2 separate regions of the Mus musculus genome follow, and region 1 is linked to region 2. The links are chromatin loops, found by intact Hi-C in ENCODE. Cell type or tissue: gastrocnemius. All regions are shown on one strand. Each heading gives the region's core, and the rest is flanking DNA. Links, peaks and the distances in the headings are about the cores only. Region 1 has its middle 38 kb from the start of Gm41563. Region 2 holds the start of Gm30187 (a long non-coding RNA gene).

What was found. A loop is a pair of places that touch in the nucleus more often than their neighbours do. Peaks named below come from ENCODE experiments on the same cell type or tissue, not always from the same donor. Only the 100,000 strongest peaks of a DNase experiment are listed, where the experiment ranks them.
Region 1: it touches region 2 in a loop (11-fold over the local background); 4 of 42 quality-filtered maps call a loop at or near these places.

What each region holds. Positions count from the first base shown.
Region 1 is chr17:31,781,551-31,793,898 of GRCm38, forward strand. No RefSeq gene overlaps it. Among named protein-coding and RNA genes, the nearest start is that of Gm41563, 38 kb to the right of the region's middle. In gastrocnemius, for the core only: no CTCF peak of the experiment used is centred there; DNase peaks (open chromatin) are centred at 8,516 and 9,384; H3K4me3 peaks cover 615 bases; H3K27ac peaks cover 4,448 bases.
Region 2 is chr17:31,696,391-31,708,738 of GRCm38, forward strand. It overlaps Gm30187 (a long non-coding RNA gene), which reads left to right and starts at 11,806. Exons shown (of 3, transcript XR_385530.2): 1 at 11,806-11,838. In gastrocnemius, for the core only: no CTCF peak of the experiment used is centred there; DNase peaks (open chromatin) are centred at 7,423 and 9,421; H3K27ac peaks cover 2,913 bases.

The sequences.
Region 1 (12,348 bases), core at 2,242-10,241, 85 kb after region 2:
CAGTTCTCTTTGCACAAAAGTAGCTCCCTTGTTTCCTCCCTCCCTCCCACCCTGACCCTGGCCCTGGGGACAGTCCCGGAGCCACCATTATTTGGACACCAGAAGCCTCCGCTCCTGAAGTCAGTGGCTGTGACCTTCCAAAGAAGTAGAACAAAAAAGGGGCCAGGAAGACTCTGGGCTGGCCTCTGCTGTCCTGGAATCCAGGATAGGAGGCCAAGGGAGGCCTAATCTCCAGGAGGGTCTGTAGGGGCCAGCATCCTAATGCACATGACTTTGTCACAGTTGTCCAGTCTCTTCTCAGGTGTCCCCGTTCTCAAGCCTCTGAGATGCCTTGGCTCACAGCATCAGCAGACCCCTGGTCCTGGGGTGTTTTCTGAGCCAAGGTGCAGGTTGACTCCCTGGGACTGGCTGGAGATGAAATTCTGACTTCAATACAGCTCTTCTGGGTCTACGAGGTCCTAACTGCTCCGAGGTTCCTTTGGACCCACAGCCCTCTAGACTTCAACCTTTGTCAGGATGGAAGCCTCTACTGCTCATTGTCATGTCTTGGCCACCACTTCGGGCCTCTCCTTAACCTTTTTCATATTGACACACCAGGTTCCCAGCGCCACCTGAGGCAGGTCACCCAGGCCAGCCACAGTATCCTCCCAGGCACCATCTCCCTGTAACATCACCAATGGTATAGCCATAAAGGAAGTGGTCCTCAGCTGATGCCTCTGTTGGTCTCCTGCGGATCTGAGCCCTCTGGCATGCCATGCTGGTGACATTAACCATACAGAATTAAGAGCCACATGGTCACCCTGCTGGTGGACAGGGAAGCTGGGAGCCAGTCTTGGCTCATGTGGAGCAGGGTGGGGACCTGCTGCCTTCACAAAGACCTTTTTTTCAAACCAGTGGGAGGATGCTGTTGCTGGCCTGCCCGGCCCTGTGGGTCCCACCCGCACAAACACAATGGACGGCTTGTGCCTCTAGCCACCTGATCCTCCTGGGCCCCAGGCCTGGCGCCACAGACAAGGTGAAAGTGGAGGAAAGGGTCAGTCAAGAGACTCAGTGTCACTGTCAAGACACACACGGGTGACAAGTACAAAGTCCCCAGAGGGACTGAATGTGGTTGGCAGAATGGTCCCTTAAATATGACTGTTCCGTTTCATAAAGCCATTGTGTGTGTGTGTGTGTGTGTGTGTGTGTGTGTGTGTGTGTGTATGTGTGTGTGTATGTGTATGTTTGTGTGTCTGTCCTTATACAGAGATGGTGGGTGTCTGTGGAGGTTTGGGGAGAACACAGCTCTACTAGGTGGGAGGGGTCAGTGTTAGAGAGACGGGCTGCCTATAGCTGGCTCTGCCCACAGAAGATGAGTGGAGGGGTGTGAGACCTTCCGAAGCTCGAAGCTCGGAAGCACACCAGGAGAGACATGAAGAGTCTCCCCAGAGCCTCAGGAAGGAAAGAAGCCTTGTAACACCTCAACTTTAATCGGCGGAATCTGGGTCAGACCCTGACACACACACACACACACACACACACACACACACACACACACACACACCCCACCTCAGAACCACTGGAAGCTAAATCTGGGCTTTGGGCCTTCAGGTCTGTGGGCCTCTGCCACAGCAGGGACAGGAAATTCAAGCACGTGGAGTGACCTCTCTACTCTTAGAGGTCTTCCACAGGTGTGGAACCAGCCACCTGAAACTGGAATTGTCCAGTTGATGATCAAGAGCGTGAAACCCCCTCCTGCAAAGACCTGGACTGATGAGTGGGGCTGTGTGCACAGGGCTCAGCATGATACAACCGCAGTGAAGGCCAGGACCTTCACTTCAGACGGAAAGTGACGGCCATCAGGACACTGGCTCAGTCAATCCATTTGTGTGGGTGTGGGGAGGGGCTTTAAGGGAGGCAGTAGGATGGACAGGTATGGGGTAGGGAGGTGAAGATTCTTAGAGATCCAGTGTAGTCCAGTGTCTCTCCCTTGGTGTAAGCCTGTGGCTGTAACTAGGGCTTTCTGGCTTTGCCTTTGCCTCAAGGCGTTTACAGGTGGGTGGAGATATTAATTCCACCCACCCTAGGCTTTGGAGAGCTGGGATGAATAGCATCTCCCCACTACCACTCATACCTCCTATGATGGTTTGTACATGCTTGGCCCTGGGGTGGCACTTAAGGTGTGGCCTTGTTGGAGTGGGCGTGGCCTTGTTGGAGTGGGTGTGGCCTTGTTGGAGTAGGTGTGTTACTGTGGGTGTGAGCTTTAAGACCCTCATCCTAGCTGCCTGGAAGCCAGTCTTCTCCTAGCAGCCTTCAGATGAAGATGTAGAACTCTCATTTCCTCCAGCACCATGCCTGCCTGGCTGCTGCCATGTTCCTGCCTTGAGGATACTGGACTGAACCTCTGAACCTGTAAGCCAGCCCCAATTAAAAGTTGTTCTTGTAAGAGTTGCCTGGGTCATGGTGTCTGTTTACAGCAGTAAGACCCTAACTAAGACACCTCCACACCCACCACAATGAAAATGCATTTCAATGGGAACTGGGGGCCTGGCCCTAAACTCCAGCCTATAGGCTCTCAGGAGGAAGATGGCTCCTGTCTTTAGAGTTTCAGAATGTGGAAGAGGTATAGGGGAGGTATAGGAGAAATGGGTGTAGACGAATTATTCTTAATATAAATATAAACAGTGAACTAATCCAGGGGCTGTACTTTTCATGTTAGCCCCCCAAAAATCATGCAGGCAAATCAATATTCATTTAAAATTAAATTTCAGAGGTGGATTTCTGAGTTCGAGGCCAGCCTGGTCTACAAAGTGAGTTCCAGGACAGCCAGGGCTATACAGAGAAACCCTGTCTCGAAAAAAACAAAAACAAAAAAAACAAGAACAAAAAAATTGAATTTCAGTACTTGAGCAATTAAATGATCTACCTATACTTTCCGTGCTGATCTCACTGCCTCCCAGCCCGCTCCCATGAGATTCGCATACTATTATTGATCTGGCTCTTCAGACTCCTTCTTCAAGGCTCCAATTCCTCCATCCTGCCACTAATCTGAATCTCCATCTGTCCCTCTCTCCCTCTCTCCTTCCTCTGGTTGGCAGACATCTTGCTCTATTCTCTGTCTGCCCAGCTGTTGGGTGATCAGCATTATTGACAAGGCAGAGAATAAATGGTAAGAACTTGAGACAGGGGATTCTTGGTACAAGCATTACAATGTTGTGTCTGGATTGAAACAAGACACGAGGACAGAGAGATCAGCATTTGAATAACACCAGGGTAAACTTCACACAGCACACAAAAACATCATGCTTACAGCAGATATGGAGCAGGGGCATTGAACTGAAGGTTTATGCTAAACAAGTGAGCAGGTGAGAGATGTCTGAGGGAGGTCAAAGGAGCAGAGGGTCGAGGCCTCTCACCTGTCATATCTATGTAGGACCAGGGAGAGGTTAGTCCTGTGTAGAAGGCAACTGGCTGCTTCCTCAGATCCTATCTGCTCTGGTATTTATTCGTAATAGTTTCCCACAACAGAGTTTAAATATGTGAAGACACTTTGCTCACAGCCCTTGGTCCAGGCTTCCAAAGTCAGGATGCTGCAGGGCTGAGTCCCCTCTGCAGCCCTGAGTATGCATCTGCTCCAGGCCTAGATGGTCACCAACACTGTGGTGATTTGAATAGGACTGGCCCTCATTGGCCACATATTCAAATGCTTAATCATTAGAGAGTGGCACAGGAGGTATGGCCTTGGAGGAAGTGTGTCACGGCGGGGCGGGCTTTGGTATTTCAAACGCACAAGCCAAGTTCAGTGTCTCTCTTTCATCCTGCTTCCTGTGGATCCTGATGTAGAACTCTATAGATGCTCTCACAGGTGTGCTTCCCTATCTGAGGACAATGAAGCAAACCTCTGAAACTGTAAGCAAACCCCAATTAAATGCTTTCCTTTAGAAGAGTTGCCTTGGTCATGGTGTCTCTTCACAGCAATAGAATGTTGACTAAGACAGATTCCTCTGAGGATCTAATCCAGATCAGTTATCCTCACAGAAGGCGACAGCTTCAGGGCTTGGGAGAGCATAAACTTATGACCTTATGGAGAGGGGTCAGGGAAATTCTGATAGCTTTGCCTCCTCCAGCATCCTTCCAAATGACCACTCCACATAGTCCTCTGTGGGATGGGCCTCTCAATCTGCCAACAGCCTGAAGTATCAGCATCCTCTCCCTTGAGGCCTGGGCAGGGCAGAGAAGTGCAAGAAGTCTTTAGCCTGCTATCCATATTCTGTGTGAGGCAGCCTGTCTGAGGGAATGGCAGCTGACTGGAGAGGATTGTGGTCCCAAACACTGTGCCAGGTCATCGGGAGGCCCCACCAGCCATACATAGTGAGGCCCTATTTCATCCTGTCAACTGAATACTACTGCAGACAGATGTTAAATAGGGGATGATGGTCCTGGAAGGTGTGTGGTGACGTCTCCTCACCTAGACAAACTATGTTGCTGTGGGGGAGCCTTGTCCCTTTGGGGTCCACCACCTAAGAGCTGTGGATTCTTTCTTTAAGAAGAATTTGTCTAAATACCAATGGGACAGCTAGATAGCTCCCATTTTTCCTGAGCTGCCATCTTGGGAAAAGCCATATTCATGGCTACAGTTTAAGGCACTGACTGATGTGGGTCACCATGGAATCCGTGAGGTCCGAGGCTACCCAGGGACTTAACTGAAGAGGATCTGTCATCCTTGTGTAAGCATTGGTTGGATGGAAAGAAAAATGCACTTGAATGGGAGCTGGGGCTCTGGCTGTGGGCTCCAGCCTGGAAGCTCTCTGGAGAGAATGATCTTGGAACTCAGTAAGCTACAGACAGAGTCACAGCGCGAGTCACCAGGAAGGACACTGTACACACTGAATGTCCCCAGAGCTGCAATCAGGCAGGTGATCCTGTGTCTGGGGCAGAGATGGGTACAGGTGCTGGGTACAGAGGTAGCACAACCTCATCCAGAGGTTCTGTCTGGTCCTTCATCGCCCTGCCCACCTGCCCAAATACACAAGGCAGGTTTGAGACCTTGGGACCCTAGAAAGGATGGCCCTGCCCCTGCTTGAGACTCCCCTCCTCCTTGGATCTGGACATCCCAGGTTGGCAGAAGTACCATCTCTCCCACTGCCCTGTCCTTCCTTTTTATTGGCCCAGCAGCTCATGTCATGGGTGTCTTGAGGTTTTCAACGCTAAAAACCACTTACAGGTGCCCAGGAACATGATGGTAACAGCATGTCTGACTGTCATTTTATCACCAGCCAGGGACACTCTTTCACCTCAGCCAAGGGGCCATTGAGAGCCATGCCCCTGTTTCAGGAAGAGGAGCCAGGCAGGCGGGGACCCCTTGGCATTCTGCCATCTTGGGGAAAGAGTGAATGTATTCATGGCCACAGCTTGAGGCACACACTGATGTGGGTCTTCATGGACTCCGTGAGGTCCTAGGCTATGCAAGGTCTTCATTTGAGAGGATCTGCCATCTCTGTTTACATGTTGGTGGGATGGAGTGGTAGGTAGCCCATCTGATGATCTCCTGAAGGCTGTGAGCTCCCCTCTCTGAAGCCTGTAGGGCTGTGAAAGACAGCCTGATTTCTGGTTGAGCTAGGTTTAAACCCCGGAGACCCAGTAGATTAATCTGCATGAGATGGAAGGAAGTTTGTCACACACTCCCAGACACTAGGTTCTTGACAAAAGGCCCCAGCTCCATAATTCTGTGGCCATCAGTCACATAGACCCAAGCACCTGGTATTCTGTCTGGACTCCACCCCCACGGTTACCTGGCAACAACCAGGTATGCTCCTCCCCAAAGTTACCTGGCAACAGCCAGGTAGGTCCAGACCACTATAAAAGGGGCTGCTTGCCCCCTCCTCCCTCTCTTACTCTCTTACTCTTGCCTCTCCCTCCCTTGCTCCCCATCTCTTTTCGAATCCCCTCCCCCTTCTCTCCATGTGGCTATGGCCAACTTCTACTTCCCTACTCTCTTCCTCTCTCTGCCTTTCTACACTAAACACCTTAAAACCATGGACTGTCTCTTCTCATCGGAATCCACCGTGCTGGAGCAATAGAGCAGGTCCACCTCTAAAGAGCCATGCTTCTAATCTCCCATGAGAGGCCTCTCTGCACTCTCAGACATGGTTTCCTCCAAGCCAAGCAAGCCAAGGACTCTCCTTCCTGCAGTAACCAACCGGAGCCCTCCTGTCCTTTTCCCTTCGGCCGGGACCCTCCCCTCTGTTCTCAGCTCTTCCATGATATCCAGAAGCACCTGCGGTGTCTAAGAGGATGAGAACCTGTCGTCCTCAGCCTCTGCAGGCTCTGGGACCCCAGGCCAATTCTGGCAGGTTCGCAGTGACTTCAGTCTGTGCTTTCCCACCCCTGGAGCAGGGTCCTGTGGCTTCTCACAGCCCAATGCCCGCCTGGCAACGTGGGGTGCCCACAGTCAGACTTTCTGAGTTCTGCCTCGCCCAGTGGCCTGAGCCCTGGGCCAGACATGGGATACCATTTTTAACCCACAGAAGCTAGAACCCCAAAGGCTGGAGTCAAGCCTGGCCTCTTGGAAGCTCTAAGACCCAGAGAACTGGCACTAAGCTCTGGGCTCTCCCATCTTGGTAGACAGTTGGCATGTGAGTTACTATTTGTGGGCAGGGATTCTTCCTACTTCTTCCTTGTGGGTCATCTTCCTGCTCTCAGAAGGTCTGTGCCACAAGTCACCTGTAGCAGCCTGACCTACTGAGACCTCAGGAGCCTCACTTTTATAGTCAGGGCACTGACTCCAGCAGAAATAGATAGGAAAGAGAGAGAGGGTCTGTTATGCATCTGGGTGAGAAGACTGGAGATCCCCTCTGACTCTGTGTGGCCTGGCCTGTGACCTAAGTGACTAGCCACACATACTGACTCTGCCAGCCTCAGAGCCCTGGCATGTCACAAGGCCTCCTTGGCATCTGACACACACAGCTCTATCCCTGGTGGCTAGAGGTCAGGTTCATGCCATGCTGGGCAGCCACATAGAACTACAAGCCAGGAGAAATCAGACAGCCAGCGGCTGGTGGCCAGCCACATGTCTGCGAGGTGAACCCGTGCAGAGGTCACAGGGCTGGTAAGTGGGGAGTCAGGCTGAGAATCTGATCACAAAAGGAGAGTCCCCTCCAGCTAGAGATGCTCAATGGTGCCTGGGAGACTTCCCCTCCTCGAGACCCCCCCCCCCCGTTCCACCCCAGCACGGGCAGAAGAAAATCAAGGCACATGGCCTAGGCTGTAGTCCTGGCTCTGTCGCACACAACGGGGTTTGTTTCCTTACTTGTTCACCCAGTTGGGTCAGTTAGAGAAAGTTGATTGACATAGGGGAGCACTCTCCTGCAAATCCCTAAGTGATTGACTGATAGTCTACCCGTCTGTCCATGGGGCACCTGTGAGTGGAACTATACTTAGAAGAAGCTGTGTCTAGGGCGAGGCTATAGAGATGAGCAAGCCTTGGACTGCTAGCTCTTAAAGGCAAACATTGTAACTATGACATCCATGAAACAGGAGATGCCTGCCAGGGAAGGCCAGGTGATGAGGCAGGGTCTTAGGAGTTCTACAGCACCAGGGGTTTGGAGAAGCTGGTCACCAGCTGCCCTGAGACCTTTGGACAGCTGCCTGACCACACCTCAACCTTGGACTTCTGACCTCCAGATCTCGGAGACAGTGAATGTCTGTGGTTTAAGCCACCCAGCCTTCTGTGCTTCGCTTCATCGGCCACAGGAAACAAATACACTAAGATGCTCCAAGTTAGGGACCCACGGGTGACTCAGCACTCAGCCTCTCAACCACACAGAACGAGCCTAGAAAGCATGGTGGGGTGGGCGAGGGAAGGTCCCAGACACTTGGAAATGGGAGCCACACAGTTGCTTGGTGGGGAGGGAACACAGTGAGGCCTTGGCGTTCTCCAAACCACAGTTCCATGCGAATCAGACACTGTTTGTCACACACTGTCTGTCACCACCCTAGGCTCTTAGTGCCAGCTTCCTGTCCCCTAGGCTGACGGATCCTGAGCACAAGATCTTAACTCTCAAGGTGGGGCCCTTTAACTGCTTTCCTGTGGGCCTACGCCCCTTCAACCTGGCTGGTTTGGAGTCTCTGGAAACCTTCTTTTCCCGGATTCTTGGATTCCAGGGAGAGAAGCTGGTAAGGACCTCCCTTGGGGAGTAAGGGGGAAAATGACTCGGATCACAGAGCACTAAGAAGCCTTCACCAAGATGTAAAGAGCCCAGGTCACCTTCACAGGCGATGCCCAATCCCTCAGTCTGCTAAGCCAGCAGGGCAACTAGTGTCTGACCACAAGTCCATTGCAATCACAACTGCACCCCCCCACACACACATACCTTATTCTCAACCCAGGACTCAATGAGGGGTACAGAGGCCATGGGAACAGAAAGAGGGTGTTTTGGCTAAGGAGCATGAACGACCTTGTAGACACTAGCAGAAGGGATATGGGCAGCTCCACCAGGGGTAATTACTGCCACAAGTTGGAGCATTTTGCTGACAGGAGGGGGATGGGCTGGGTGACCATGGTGACAACCGCTTGCTCGCTTGCTTGCTCTCTCTCTCTCTCTCTCTCCCTCTCTCTCTGTGTGTGTGTGTGTGTGTGTGTGTGTGTGTGAGTGAGAGAGAGAGAGAGAGAGAGAGAGAGAGAGAGAGAGCAGGCTGCCGGCGCCTTCCCAGAAATTCTTTGTAAGGATAAACCACCCAGTCTTTGAAGTGATTCACAACTGCTCCTGCCCAGAGCAGGAGGCATCAGTAAAAATGAGAGGGCACACGGGAGGAGGGGTGGGGAGGATCGGGGTTGTGGAGGGACACATGTAGGTTTACACACCCCTACTACTGACTGCCCATCTCTTTCCACCCAGGAAGAGGCTAGGCTACGGCACAGCCTCTGTGACACACCAGGAAAGAGTAGACAGTGCCCCCTCTTTCTGACCCCTCTGTCTCCCAGTGCTCACACTGGGGGCTCTTTGAGGACGCTTTTATCTCTGTGAAATTGCAGGTTTGCAGGCGTGGTGAGGGCTCCTACCGAGGGCCTCAATTAGCAGGAGTTCTCCATGACCCGGTAGACACAGAGTGACAAGCCGGCTGCTCTGGGAGCCAAAGGGAGCCCAATGTGGGAGGGATAATCCACTTCCGCTCCGCCTCTGGGAGCTTGACCTCCGCGGTGTGCGCATCATGGAAACTGCCTTCAAAGCCCTGCACCGTGGGGAGAGGGGTGAGGGCTCAGCAGCATGTGGCTCTGTTGACCATGCTGTCTGTCTCTCTTGGGATGCTTGCCTGGGTTCCTGAGAGCCGTGATGTCATTGTGACTCTCTGCAGCTGCCAAGCACCCGCCGTGCAGGCCCCTCCTGGCCAGCTAGGCACTGACGCAAATCAAAAGCTTCCAGCTCAGGGCAGCTGCCACCCGCCACTCAGCTGGCAGCCTGCGGTCCACGGAGGGAGGGCGTGCAGGTTCCAGAGCAGGGCAGCATTTGAGACAATCAGCTGCTCTTTAAAGGGTGGCCAACGTGGCATATGGTGCTCTGAAGGTCAAGGACAGACAGCTGTCCTAGGAGCTATATGTCCTGCCTGCTAGCCCCCTACTGCCCCTTGCCCTCTTTCTAGTGCCACAGGGGTCTTTTAGCTTTGTCCACTGGGTACTTGGAAGGAAAGAAGGCCAGGTGGATACACAAACCCAGAAGGGAGTGAGGGTGGCCCATGGGCAGTAAGGAAGGAAGAGTGCACTCAGCAGAGCTTCAGTGGCCTGCCTTCCTTGGCCTCTGAGGTGCTGCCATCCCCATCAGAAGACTCTCCATTCATGTGCCTATAGCTGCGTGAGCATCTGCTGAAATCTAGGAGAAATGTGTTGAATGAGTTCACGAGGGTGGATGATTGTGAAGACATCAGGCACTCTCTAGGCACCACTGAATGGGGTCAGGGGTGGAAGCCCTGGTCACCCTAAGCAGAGCGACATGCGGCCTAGAAATTCTCCCAGCCTACCAGAGCACACCATTCTTCCTTAAACGGGAGGACTTTCATTCATACGTGTTCACACAGACACATATACACCCATGAGATCCACTCAAGAGGCACATGCGCCTGTATGGTACATGCGGACATCGCACATAGATGTTCACGGTTTCTATAGATATACACGCACATATAGGTTCACAGCGTGCACACCCACGCAGGCACATAATGAGCCTACTCTCACACACTGGTACATTCATATGCAAGCATTTGTTCGTGAGCGTGCACACTGCGTGTCAGGCCCAAAGTCGTCTCTTCATGGCGACCTGCACGAGCAGCGCATGCGCAGAAGCTCAAAAGCCACAGGGCAGATGGCTACAGTGGGATAGCTACTCTAGGTTGGGCCAGGTCCGGGTGGGCAGACCTAACAAGGCTAAGGATACTGACATGATCTTTAAGATGTCTTTTCTATGATGGGTCAGGTGGATACGCAAGCAGAGCAGGGTGAGGCTGCGTAGTGGACAAGCTTTGTGAGAGGAGGATGCGTTCCAGCCACAGAGAGAACAGTTAGCTGACAGCTGGAATGGAACCCTGTGCTGTACCGAGGAAACCCCGTGCCTGCGTGGTTCCTTGAGCCACACAACCAGAAGGGTGGAGAGATGCACCACTCGGGAGCTTAAAGAGCATGACCCCTCTATAAGGGTGGGCCTCTCTGCCTCAGGGGCAGAACAAATGCCAGCCCCACAATCTTTGTGTGGGTCAGAGAGGCCAGCAGGGGGGATAGGAGGGAGTTGCTCAGTGCCTCCAGCCCCAGCAAATACGCTCTGTCCCGGAAGACCCTGGATCCTGGAAACTTCTCAGAGATTACTGACCCAGGGCCACAGGACATGGGCTCTAGGATTTGAAAACGACAGGAACTTTTCCAAGCAGGGCCCAGAGCAGCTGAGACTTCCGAGGAAAGTTCCAGAACAGGACAGCGGGGTTGCGACGGGACTTAGAAGGAAAGCAGCCCTGTGAGCTGACAGGCAGTGGCTCTTGCAGATCAGGAGCTGCTGCTTCTCCATGTGGATCGAGGCCACCCGAACCGTCATCTCTTCCTAGGATTAGGATCTGCTTGCTTCCCATGTAGCACCTTGTCCTAGGGCCATGAGAGCGAAGCCTCTTACCTACCGGAGGCTCAGGCTTCCCAGAAGTCCTGCGTGGGTCTGTAAGGATGGCGGGTAAAATCACAGCCCCCTGGTACCAGCCTGGCTCTGGCTAACAGCTCCTCAGTGGCCCTGTTCTCACAATGGGACCTTGCTCCTCCGCCTGGACCACCAGGCTACAATGTGTGTAATGCTTTCCTGCAATACTCTAAGCAACGGGTGCAGGCTGCATCCACCAAAGGGTCGTTGGATGATGCTTCCAATAGGGATCACATGGTGGCCATCATATATAAATAGGGATGAGGTGGGAAGAGGAGGGCTCAGGCAAGTGTAGTTATCTTTTTCTCCTTTTGTGCTGTGTGTGTGTGTGCACGCACACGCATGTGTGTGATATCTATTCAAGTATACATGTGTGCTGGTCTGAGTTCACTTGTGTGCGTATACATTTGAAGGTCAAAGGACAACCTCAGCCATTGCAACCCAGGTGCTGTCCACCCACTTTTGTGACACAGGGTCTCCTACTTGCCTGAATCTCACCAAATAGGCTAGCCAGGTTGGCCAGCGAGTCCCAGGAACTAGTCTATCCCTGTATCCCCAGAGTTGGGATTGCACGCGAATGACACTATGCCCAACCTTTTCCCCATGGACTCTGAGGACAGAGCTTAGGTCCCCATGCTTGTGAGCTCTTTATCAACCGAGCCATCTTTGTAGCCCTCTAAGCAGTGATTTATACCTCTGGCACAGCCAAGATGTCAAAGCCAGAGAGGCAGGATCTGTTCCCATTCCATCTGACAGACATCCTGTTTCCAGCCAGGGAACTGTCCCTCAGGATGGGTCCGCTCGGAAGACCTGAACTCTGAACTCACACTGACACTGGGCACCTGGCCTTTTTTGCTGTTTGCAGGAAAACAGAACCAGTAGATCATAGAACAGGCCTCAGCCCCAGCTCCCACAGCGGCCACAGCCACAGCCACAGCCATATCCTGCGTAAGCCCAGGGACAAAGGAGCAAGTGTTTGGCTTGCGGTGGCCAAGTAAGGCAGCCAGCAGCCGGTTCCCCTTTCCCTGCGGAGCCCTTGCAGTCACGGAGGCCAGCGCCCTGAGAGTCAATATTCCCACACTCCAGCAGGCCCTTTGGCATAGAAGACATAAATGTTTGCTTTCCCATTAAGAAAATAATCCAAAGTTATCCTTTAAGTGGTATTCACACACCGCTGCCCTTCAAAAGCTAACACGGCTCT
Region 2 (12,348 bases), core at 2,691-10,690:
TGTGTCAAGTTGACACAAAACTAGCCAGTACAATTGACCCCTTGTCATCTTGACACACAAACACATCACTAGTAAGCCTCAACCCTTAGTTTCTTATTCATCCCCATGATCTAAATAACTTTAAAAGTCCCACAGAATTTGCAAATTCTTAAAATTTCAATCTTTCTTAAAATCCAAAGTCTTTACAATTTAAAGTCTCTTAACTGTGAATTCCACTAAAATACTTCCTTCAAGAAGGAAAAGCATCAGGGCACAGTCACAATGAAAAGCAACATCAAACTCCAACTGTCCAATGTCTGGGATCCAACTCATGATCTTCTGGGCTCCTCCAAAGGCTTCGGTCACTTCTCCAGCCTTGCCCTTTGTAGCACACACGTTGTCTTCTAGGCTCCAGCTGCCTGTACTCCATTGCTGCTGCTGTTCTTGGTGGTCATCTCATGGTGCTGGCATCTCCAAAACACTGCTGTCTTCCACTGTAACTAGGCTTCACCAACAGCCTCTAATAGGCTCTTTTCATGGTGCCAAGCCTCAACTCCTTTACATGACCCCTTCTGTCCTGGGCCATCAATTGCAAATGAGGCTGCACCTTCACCAATGGCCTTCCATGGCCTATCACAGTGCCGAGCCTCAGCTGCTCTGCATGACCCCTTTATGCCTTCAAAACCAGTACCACCTGGGTGACTCTTACACATTACCAAGTACTGCTGCTGCACGAGGTACTACCTTGGCTATCTCTGGAACACAGCCTCTTTGTGCTCTCAGAAAGCCCTTCCCAGAAGATGTCACCTCAACGATGCTGGTCTCTTCTTTTTTTTTTTTAAAGAGTGAGATAACAATCTTTCTCTTTTATTTAATATTCATTTATTCATTTATTATTTGTAAGTACACTGTAGCTGTCTTCAGACATTCCAGAAGAGGGCATCAGATCTCATTTCAGATGGTTGTGAGCCACCATGTGGTTGCTGGGATTTGAACTCAGGACCTTTGGAAGAGCAATTGGCGCTCTTAACCGTGAGCCATCTCACCAGCCCCCGCTGGTCTCTTCTTAATCACCACTAATTTCTTAGCTCCAGCTAAGCATACACATGCACACCCACATGTACATGCATATGGACATGCATATATGTATGCACACATGCATATGCATATGTGCATACATGCACATATAGCACACATGTGTGTATATGCATGCACATGCATACAAACATACATGCATGCATGCACACATGTATGCATGTGCACACACACACACTCACACATGTACACATAAAGAGACTGTAAAAGGTGACAAGTGCCCAATACAATATGAGTTGGGGGGCATAGGTGGGTGGAGATGAAGAAGGAAGAGGAAGGGTCATAGCTTGGGAAGTGGACTCCAAATGGTGTGTGTATCCGCATGTGTGTGCCGTGTGCTTGTTTATCCTGTGTGCGTCCCGTGCATGCGCAGCATGTATATGGATGATGTATATATCCCTGTGCATATGCTGTGTTTAATGAGTGTGTGTCTTACGCATGTGCTGTGTGTGTGTTTAAGCTGTGTGCTTGGATGCATATGCAGAGTGTATATTTACTGCTCGTGTCTGTGTGGACAGGCCCGGATCGCCAGACACCTGGTCTTGAGGGGCAAATGGCCCATTTGCAGGCTTTTGTGTGGTGAGTGTCCAGTATTAACCAAGACTACCCCTCGGTAGATATATCTAAGGGCTTTGTCTGGTGTCCTAGGGCCCCACAGAAGGCTCTCTTTGCAGCTAGTTCTGATAGTGGTGGTGGGTTGGGCAGTGTCAGAAGGTTACACGCACTTCCAGCTTGTCCTGCTGTCCTGCAGAGCTGATGCTGGTGGGGGTGGGCTGACCAGTGGTATCAGGTGGGCTCATGGCTTTCCTGTGCCAGAGTAGAGGTGAGGCAGCAGCCACAGCCCCCCACAGGGCTCAGTGTGTCTCGGTGTCCAAGGATAGCAAGCATTCAAGTTCGCCAGGTCTGAGCCTGGGTGGGCAGGGAGAATGGCCTTCCGTGGCTCTTGGGGTGTGTGCTTGCTGGTTGGAAGTGGTGATGGGGTAGTCGCAGTGTTTCCGCCAGCTCACAGTGACCCCAGAAGGCAGGGGACCTGTGAGCGCAGCCACCAGCCTGGTTGATTGCTTGAGTTGCCTGCTGGGGCTGCACCTGCTCCAAATTGTGATCAGACTAAATTAGACAGAAAACATGCAAGGTACAGTCGGAGCTTTCTGGCAAATTAGCAATCGAGCGTTGGGGGCGAGGTTCCTCGGCAAGGGGCACTTTGCCTGGCTGATTGCTGAGTGAAGATGGGGCCCTCCACAGGGCAGCTCCTAAGGGGGAATTATTTCAGCTACCTTCTCGAGCTTTCTGAAGCTGCCTAAAAAAGCCAAGCCAAGATTGACACCTCCCTGCTGGGTTGCCGCCCACTGGTGGGTACCAAGTTGCTTGGTTTGTTCATCGTGAGAGCCTGGAGGTGTCCCTGCAGGGCCTTGGACTGATCCAGGATTGAGCACAACCTTGAAAGCAGAGTGGGTCGATTTGCCTGGACTTAATGGAGGTGGAGCGGGGGATTTCCCGAATCTGCGGAGCTGCGTGTGGAAAAGAAGCAGTTGCTGGGAGGTTTGTGGGCATCGCTGGTCACATGAGATTATGAAGCAGGAAAGTGCATACAGATGAACTAGCCAAGAGACAGTGGAAACACAAGGACACAGGCAGTTGGCGTCTGATAGCTTGCATTTGTACCATGACCTGTAGTGGGGGATCAAGGCTAAGTGTCCACGAGAATAAAGGGCACACAGTTGTCACGGGTAGGAGGGGAATGGCCATTCTGCACACACCAACTGTATCCCCAGGCACTTTATTTCCATCAATAACGTAGCTCATCCCCATCTGTGATGCTTTACTACATGCTTGGCCCAGGGAGTGGCACTATTAGGAGGTGTGGCCTTGTTGAAGTGGGTGTGGCCTTGTTGGAGTAGGTCTGTCACTGTGGGCATGGCCTTTAAGATCCTCATCCTAGCTGCCTGGAATTGTCTTCGGCTAGCTGCCTTTTTGGAACAAGAGGTGGAACTCTCAGCTTCTCCAGCCCCCTGGATGCTGCCATGCTCCTGCCTTGATGATTATGGACTGAACCTCTGAACCTGTAAACCAGCCCCAATGAAATGTCCTTATAAGAGTTACCTTGGTCATGGTGTCTGTTCATAGCAATAAAACCCTAAGACACCATCATCTTTGTTGTTGTTGCTGCTGTTTGGGTTTTTGAGAGAAGATTTCTCTGTGTAGCCCTGGCTGTCCTGGCTGTAGACCAGGCTAGTCTCGAACTTGGAGATCCACCTGTTTCTGCCTCCCGAGTGCTGGTGCACTACTGTGGCTTTCCTAACTGCCTCCTCAGAAGGACTTGCTCCATGTTTTCTTTGTCTTGGCTTTTCCACCCCTGCTTTCTCTCAGCCCTGGTGTGAACACTGCAGTATCTGGAGGGGGCACTAGCACAGTGTGCACGGTGACCTTACGGAGGTAGTGTGGGTTACCATCTCTGAGCGCCTGCATAGGGCCTAGAAGCTTGGGAGGACTATAGCCAGCCTCCACGTGGCCCTATCATTATCCACATGCCCACTGATTTCAGAACTAAACTGACTTCCATATTCACATCGGTCTCCAGAGATGCCAGTCAGTTGTAGCTCAGAGTTTCATGGTGGCACACACCTGTGGAGGGGCCTAGCCATCAAATCTTTCAATGAGGGTGTGCACCTGTGCCCAACTGTCAAAGTGGGGTCATGGGGGTAAGGATATTAACTATCTCACTAATGAAGGCTTAGATTGAATTCAATAATCTCATCCCCCCCCCCCGGGATGAAATTAGAAATAAAAATAATTCATACGGAAATCATTACAGCTGGGCTGAGCAGATGGCTCTGTTGGTAAACTCCAAGACCGAGTTCAGATTCCAGTACCCATGTAGAACGCCAGCTTGGTGGCACACATCTGCAGGCCTGGCATGTAGGGCTGTGGCAGAGAAACACAGAGTCCTGAAGCAAATTGATTGACTGATCAGCCAGCCCCGTCAAATGATTGAGCTCCAGGTTCAGTGAGAGACCCTCTCTCAAACATTAAGTGGGGAGGAATTGAGGATGGCTCGTGCCATCATGATGTGCACCCACACGCATGCAAGCATGTTATACGCACAGCACCTCCGCAGTAGAAAGGACTCTGCTGAAGAACAACCATCATTAGTTAGTTGTTCAGTAAGAAGATACACACACTATACTTTATGAATTGAAAGGGAAATGTCAGGGTTGGAGAGATGGCTCAGTGGTTAAGAGCATTGACTGTTCTTCCAGAGGTCCTGAGTTCAAATCCTAGCAACCATATGATGGCTCACAACCATCCGTAATGGGATCTGATCCCTCTTCTGCTGTGTCTGAAGACAGCAGCCATGTACTCATAGACATAAAATAAATAAATCTTTTAAAAAAAGAAAGGGAAAAGTTGAAATGGGCATGGCGGCCCCTGCCTTTAATCCCAGCCCTCGGCAGGCAGAGGCAAATCCTCATCTTTGAGTTAGAGGCTAGCCTGGTCTACATAGTGAGTTCCAGGACAGCCAGGGCTACACACAGAGACCCTGTCTCAACAAAAACAAGAAACAAAAACAAAAACAAAAAACCCCCACAAACAACGAATAAAGTGAAATATCACCAACAGGTCTGTGTTTGGACATGTACTCCCTGCCAAGTGACACTGTTTTGGGAGACAGTGACACCTTTGTGGTAGGAAGTGTGCCTGGGTCACTTGGGGTTGGATGGAGGATCATAGCCTGACCTTGCTTTAGAACTGAGCTCTTTGCTTTCTGATCTACTGAAATGTGAACAAGACAGGCAGCAAACTCTCACCACCACGGCCCTCTGTGCCTTCCCATGCCAGGATGGTCAAATATTTCTGAAACTGTAAACCAATTGTTCCTGTCAGGTATTTTGTCACAGTAATGAGACTAGCAACTAATACATTATATTTGTACTAATACAAATAGAGACAGCATTAGCCTGTCTGTACCCAGTTAAACTATCAATTGAGAATGCTCGCCAAAATAGACATCTCTAAGCCCAGATACCTATCTAGTAACAACGTCAACAACTTCTTCTTCTTCTTCTTCTTCTTCTTCTTCTTCTTCTTCTTCTTCTTCTTCTTCTTCTTCTTCTTCTTCTTCTCTTCTTCTTCTTCTTCTTCCTCTTCTTCTTTTCTTCTTCTTTTTCTTCTTCTTTTTCTTCTCTTCTTCTTCTCTTCTTCTCTTCTTCTTCTTCTTCTTCTCTTCTTCTTCTCTTCTTCTTTTCTTCTTCTTCTTCTTCTTCTTCTTCTTCTTCTTCTTCTTCTTCTTCTTCTTCTTCCTCTTCTTCTTCTTCTTCTTCTCTTCTTCTTCTCTTCTTCTTCTTCTTCTTCTTCTCTTCTTCTTCTCTTCTTCTTTTCTTCTTCTTCTTCTTCTTCTTCTTCTTCTTCTTCTTCTTCCTCTTCTTCTTCTTCTTCTTCTCTTCTTCTCTTCTTCTTCTTCTTCTTCTTCTTCTTCTTCTTCTTCTTCTCCTCCTCCTCCTCCTCCTCCTCCTCCTCCTCCTCCTCCTCTTCCTCCTCCTTCTTCTCCTCCTCCTCCTCTTCCTCCTTGTCCTCCCCCTTCTTCCTTAAAAAAAAGATTTATTTATTTATTTTGTGTATGAGTGCTCTATCTGCATGCACACCTGCATATCAGAATAGGGCATCAGATCTCATTACCGATAGTTGTGAGCCACCATGTGGTTGCTGGGAATTGAACTCAGGACCTCTAGAAGAGCAGTCAGTGCCCTTAACCGCTGAGCCATCTCTTCAGCCCCATTTAGGGACTTCTACATGATGATTGTTTTTTTAGAGATTTATTTTATGTTATGAGTACACTGTTGCTGTCTTCAGACACACCAGAAGAGGGGTGTCGGATCCCATTACAGATGGTTGTGAGCCACCACGTGGTTGCTGGGAATTGAACTCAGGACCTCTGGAAGATCAGTCAAACTACTGAGCCATCTCTCCATCTCGATTTTTTTTTAAGTCTAAAATGTTCTTCAGATTTTTTTTTTTTTTTAAATTCAGGAGCAAGAGAGATACTTTTAGATCATTGGTTCTCAATATGTGGGTTGCAACTTTTTCACAGGGATTTATACAACAATTTATAAGAGTAGTAAAAATACAGTTATGAAGTAGCAATGAAAGTAATTTTATGGTTGGGGGGGTCACCGACAGCGTGAGGAACTGTATTAAAGGATGGCAGCATTAGGAAGGTTGAGAACCACTGCTTTAAACTAAGTGTATATGTTAAATGTTAAAAGCGCCAACAACGTCCCTAAATAGAATAAGAGAACCTTACAAAACTTTAAATCGATGCAAAGACAATAAAGGCATAAAAACATTTAGTTAGACTTGGGAAGACACGTGGCGCGGGGTTTTCTTGTTCCACGTTCTTACAGGAGCTGGAAGGTGAGCCCTTCCATGGAGGAGGCTTTGGATGTGTATACCCTTGGATGTACATTCTGAACAAGAGAAGAGGGTTTTAGAAGAGAGTTTTCTTACAAAGCAGGGCAGAGCTTATGCCTTCCATAGCTGCAGCCCAGCTTGACATGTAGAAGGCCATGCTTACAGGTGACACGAGATGACTTCTTGGAACAGGAGACACCAGCTCTTATGTGGCACAGAGGTAAATATACATATGATGGAAAGACCAAAGAGCTAGCTGTGGAAGCAACTGGCGGTGCCACCCAACTACACTGTGACACATGGTTCAGAACTCCTGAGGTTTTATGGACAGCCATTCCTTCTGCAGTCCAGTCTCAACGACAGAAATAAACACACTTATAAGTCCCTGGCAGGTCGATCTCTGGCTCAACTGGCTGTGTCCTGGAACCCTCTGGAGTCTGACTGTAACTCTCGTGGCTGCCCTGAATGGAGGAGGTGAGTCTGGGGACAGGCACACCCAGTCCTGACCCCTGTCAGGGACTACATGAATTGCGGCCCAGGACAGGTGTCAGCACCATCCACATTTAGCAAATGAGTTCTAGTTTCAAACATCAGGAGTCAGATGAGTTTAGGCTAGGTCGCCTTTGTGCTCTGTACTCTGCTGGGCTGTAAACAGTGGCCACTCGATAGCAGGGGTCAGGTGACCTATTACAATATTCATGTGTGTTGGGCCCTCTGCCTTGTGGGTCTTTGCTGTCCTGGTCTGCAGTACAGTGGAGCTGGCTCTGCTTGGGCCCCTCGTGTTGTGTTCAGTGGGTTAATCCTGAGCCCAGAGCTTTCTATTCTCCCCCAATCCACTTTGCCCTAGTGGGGCACAGTATACCCTCCTGTGTCTGGTCTTGTGCAATGCTCACAGTTGCTAGCTAAGAATTACCACCATGTGACTGGGATTGGACCTCTCCTCTGGGCTGCTGCCCAGGAGGCCTGGCAGGGCAAGATGCTTGCAATGTGCAAGGAGACTCTATTGCAAGACAGTGTGCAACTCAAGTTTAGCTTTTAGACAGTTTCCTGTCTGGGCTGAGGCTGCTCTGGGACTCCAGGCCACCTATGCAAGGGCCTTCCTGAGTCGTGGGGTTGGCGTGGAGTGTGAAGGTGGAAATCTAGACTCATCTTGGACCTGAGTTTCCTCCTCTGTGATACAATGGGTCAGGTGGGGAGTCAGAAGGTCAAGGATGCCTTGCCTTTGAAGATGTGAGACACAGACTTGTTTCTAGGAAAGCAGGCATAGGTACCCATACACACACACACACACACACACACACACACACACACACACACACACACAAAGCTTGTACTCAGAATGGCTCATATGTGGATCCTGAGATCAAAACCATCAAAGTTTTTGAGTTGGAGTGTGGTGGTGCACACCTTTAATTCCAGTACTCCAGAGGCAGAGGCAGGTGGATTTCTGTGAGTTTGAGGCCAACCTGGTGGTCTACAGAGACCTGAAGCCAGCCAGGACTACATAGAGAGACCCTATCTCAAAGAAGAAAATAAAAGAAAAAAATTAAAAAAAATTTTTTTTTTGGTGGGGTGGGGTGGGGTGGGGTTTGGTGGATGGACTGGTGGCTTACTGGGTGTTTGCTACCAGTCCTGAGTACCTGAGTTCAATCCCAGGGAGTAATGGATGAGAAGAACTGACTCTCTGATCGCCACCCGCACACCACGGTATACACGCATGTGGATACACAGAGATAAATGAGTGTAATTTTCTGAAAGGTTGGCTTTTTCAGTGGATTTGGTGGAACACACCTAAAATCAGCATTGGGGAGGCAGAGGCAGGAGAATCACAAATCCAAGATGGGCCAGGGCCACACAGTATGACTCTGTGTCAAGGAAAAACAGAAATACAGATGGACGTTTTCGAGCTGCTAGCATAGCCTATTGGTGGTTCATGAGATTAGCTGCATCTCTACCAGGGTTAGAGTGAAAAGGGAAATCCAGGTAGCAAGACTAGCAAAAGACTAATTAAAAACATAAAATCAAGGGCTGGCAAGATGGCTCAGGGGGTAAGAGCACTGATGGCCCTTCTAAAGGTCTTGAGTTCAAATCCCAGCAACCACATTGTGGTTCACAACCATCTGTAATGAGATCTGAAGCTCTGTTCTGGTGTGTCTGAAGACAGCTACAGTGTACTTATTTATAATAAATAAATCTTTGTGCCTGAGTGAGCAGGGCCAACCGGAGTGAGCAGGGTTGACTGGGGGGAACAGAGGTCCTAAATTCAATTCCCAACAACCACATGAAGGTTCCCAACCATCTGTACAGCTACAGTGTACTCACATACATTAAATCAATCAATCAATCAATCAATCAATCAATCAATCTTAAAAAATAAAATAAAATCAAGAAGACAAAAAGACTCAGCCTCAGACTTCAGGAGATGAACTCTGACACTCATTCGGTAGCAGCCTGGGGCCACCTGGAGCTGCCTGGGGCAGCCTGGAGCCTTCAGTTGCTCTGAAGAGCCATCTCGTCTCGCTCTGAGCGCATCCAGCTCTCACCTTGAGGGGTGCGGAGGACCCTGAACACGGTGTCCTTGTGTTTCAAAGCCCAGGGGTCATGAATCACAGTACAAGCTCATCCCATGCCAAGATCTGGCACACCCCACGTGCATGCTTGTGTGTGTGTACAAGCTCGTTCCACGATGAGATCTGACACACGTCACGTGTGTTGTGTGCACACTTGTGTGAGCACGCAGCTGTGACACTGGTGGACAAATCTGGGGACTGTCGTCCATCACTACCGGATCTTTCAATTGCCTCCCTCCCTTATAGCAGTCTCGTCTGCTCCAGGCACCCTCCCCTTCTTCAGTAATCATTGTAATTAGGGAGTTCTGCATCCCTGCGGGAGACTTGGCGCTGGTGTTGTATTTCTGCATGGCCTGGCAGAACTCCTCCTGGCCATCCCAGGGCCTGGTGGGACCTGGCAGTGTGCATGGGGTGGCCACGCCAAGCTCCTTTGGCAGCCGTGGTACCCTTCACATTGCCAAGGAGTGGGGCCCTGTCCAGCTCAGCTCCTTGGCCTCTTGGGCAACTTAGGAAAGAAACTCAATGACTCCATGCCTTCCCTCATCATCCCTACTTGCTGTTTTCTGCCCGTTGGCCTGGGTTTTAGAGTTTCTGTCTGTGGTGCGTTCATGCAGCTACTGCTCCTGGCACTATCATTTTTAGAGACATTTTGAGATTTTAGTGTCTCTCTCTCTCTCCCACCTTATTGTGGAATATGCAATGTGTAGAGGAGATGAATGTGTCCATTTTAAGGAACACACAGCCTCTTTCCAGATTAGGAAATAGAGCACTGGTCAGAACCTAAGACTCAGGCTGTGAGCTCTCCAGAGCTGTGTCTCAGACGCTCATTCACTCATTCAGTCATGTATTCACTAGCTTGCCCATTCAGTCGTTTGCTCATTCATTCACTCATTCATGCACTCACCTATGCATTCACTCTACTTATTCATTCATTCACACTCTACTTATTCATTCATTCACTCATTCATTCACCCACTCATGCGTTTTTTCATGTATTCATTTACTTACTCCTTCAGTCATATATCTATTAACTCATTCAGTCTTTTGCTCATTCACTCATTCATTCATTCATGCACTCACCTACTAGGCATTCCCTCTACTTTATCACACACTCACTCACTCACTCACTCACTCACTCACTCACTCACTCATTCAGTTATGTATATACTCATTCACTTACTCCATTCATTTGCTCCCTCAGCAAATCCTTCTTGCTTGGAAGGGTTGTCCTATCCACGCCAGTGGCTGTGGGTCATAGTTTTCACCCCTGCATAGTTTTCCTGTGTGCTTGTATGCCTTAGTCCATCTGTCCATCCGCTGCTGTGACTGTCCGGGCTGTTTCTGGTATGAGGCTATTACAGAAATGCTGTGTGAGCATTGATGTCCTGTCTCACGGAGTGTCAGGAGCCTGTCTTGTGTCCCTGCTCTTCTGTAAATGCTCTTCCCCATGGTGACCCTGCCTCTCAGGCCTCCGTGACTGAGGATGTGAAATGCCAATGCCATCTGCCCTATTAATTTATAATTTCCCAGTTGTTACTGAGGCCCAGTGTCTTCATAGGTTTAACCTTCTTTTCTTCTCATGAAGTCTTCTGCTTAAGACTTCCAGTGTTGGCCTTTCTCTTGACTCCAGGCATTCATAAAGAATAAAACCAATGTTTCTTGGCAGGTCTGGTTCTGCCTTTGTGGGACATTTTGGCAAGTCTCTTTCTGATGGACAGGCTCCTGTGAACTCTCACATGCTGACATTGTCTTTGGGACATGATGTCTCTTCCTCTAAACACCTGAGGCATGGTGTTAGCCCAGGGCCATCCCTGGACTCTCCTCCCTGACCTCTGTCTGAGTTAGATATGACCTCTGATGCAGAGGGAGGCCCCCCTGGTCACCTCTGTCTTGTAGTGGTTCAGCCTGCATGGTCTGAGATGGGAAGATGAACTGTGTATTCATAAGCGTCAGTAATTCCTGAGTGTTTTCTTTGACACCATAAAGTCATTAGCCGTAAATTCCTGCACAGTAGCAATTAACACTGCTAAAGTCAGAAGCATGAATTTGCACAGACTAAACTGCTACCCAAACAGATCTATGCAAATGAGTCAAGGGCAGATTGCACCCAGCACTCGTGTCTCTCGGGATCCCCTGAGAAGGGATCTGGGGCTTGAGGGAGGTGTCTCAGTCAGAGTTCATGGATCAACAGCTCTGCCTCCTGACATGACCCACAGGGATACAGAAAAGACAGGGCTTGGGGGACAGGGTGCCGAAGCCAGGGTGCCACATCTTGCTCAGAGTCTCATTGAGCAGTGGTGGAGTGGAGGCGGTGTGGGCAGCATCCTTGGGGGACCCTTGTCTGGGATGGCTACGTGTGCCAATTTAGGCTTAGGGCTCTGTAGTGGCTATTCCTGGTCGTCAACTTGACTATATCTGGAATGAACTACAATCGAGAATTGGAAGGCTCCCCTGCGATCCTAATCTGGAAGCTGAGAGATACAAGATTCTGACCTGGATCTTGGCATGGAGATCTTGAGGCATAGTGGCTATGAATCCCAGAAGATTAAGGCGGGGAGATCTCTGAGTTCAAGGTCATCTGGGACAAAGCAAGTCCCAGATCCCGGCATGGTGGCTCACACCTTTATTCTGGGCCACACCTTCTACTGGAGACCTACATAAGGACATTAGAAGAAGGAAGATTCACTCTCTTCTTCACCTGCTTGCCTTGTAGGACTAAGCAACTGCTAGATCCTTGGACTTCCATTCAGAGCTGCTCTGACCATTGTTGGGAGTTGGACTACAGACTGTAAGTCATCAACAATCCCCTCACTATATAGAGGCTACCCATAAGTTCTGTGACTCTAGAGAGCCCTGACTAAAACAGGTTCTGATAAGTCACTGTGGCAGGGCTGTTCTTCTTTTGGGAGAAGAGCTATGAGACAAGCCCAGGGCTGGAGCCACCAGCCCCACCCCACCCCACCCCACCCCACTCCACCCCACATGTAGACAGCAAACACACACACATAACCCCATGTGCATGTATTCAATGCTGTGCAAGACACAAACATATATTCATACCTATACATATATATGCACAACACACATAAAAGTCATATACATTCACATACCACATAATAATATACATATCACACACTATGCACATCATATATATATGTTTATATATATATGATCTATCTATTTATTTATATAGTGCATGAATACATACAATATACACCACATGCATACATTCCATACGACATAAGATACCACACATATTCACACACACACACACACACACACACACACACACACCATG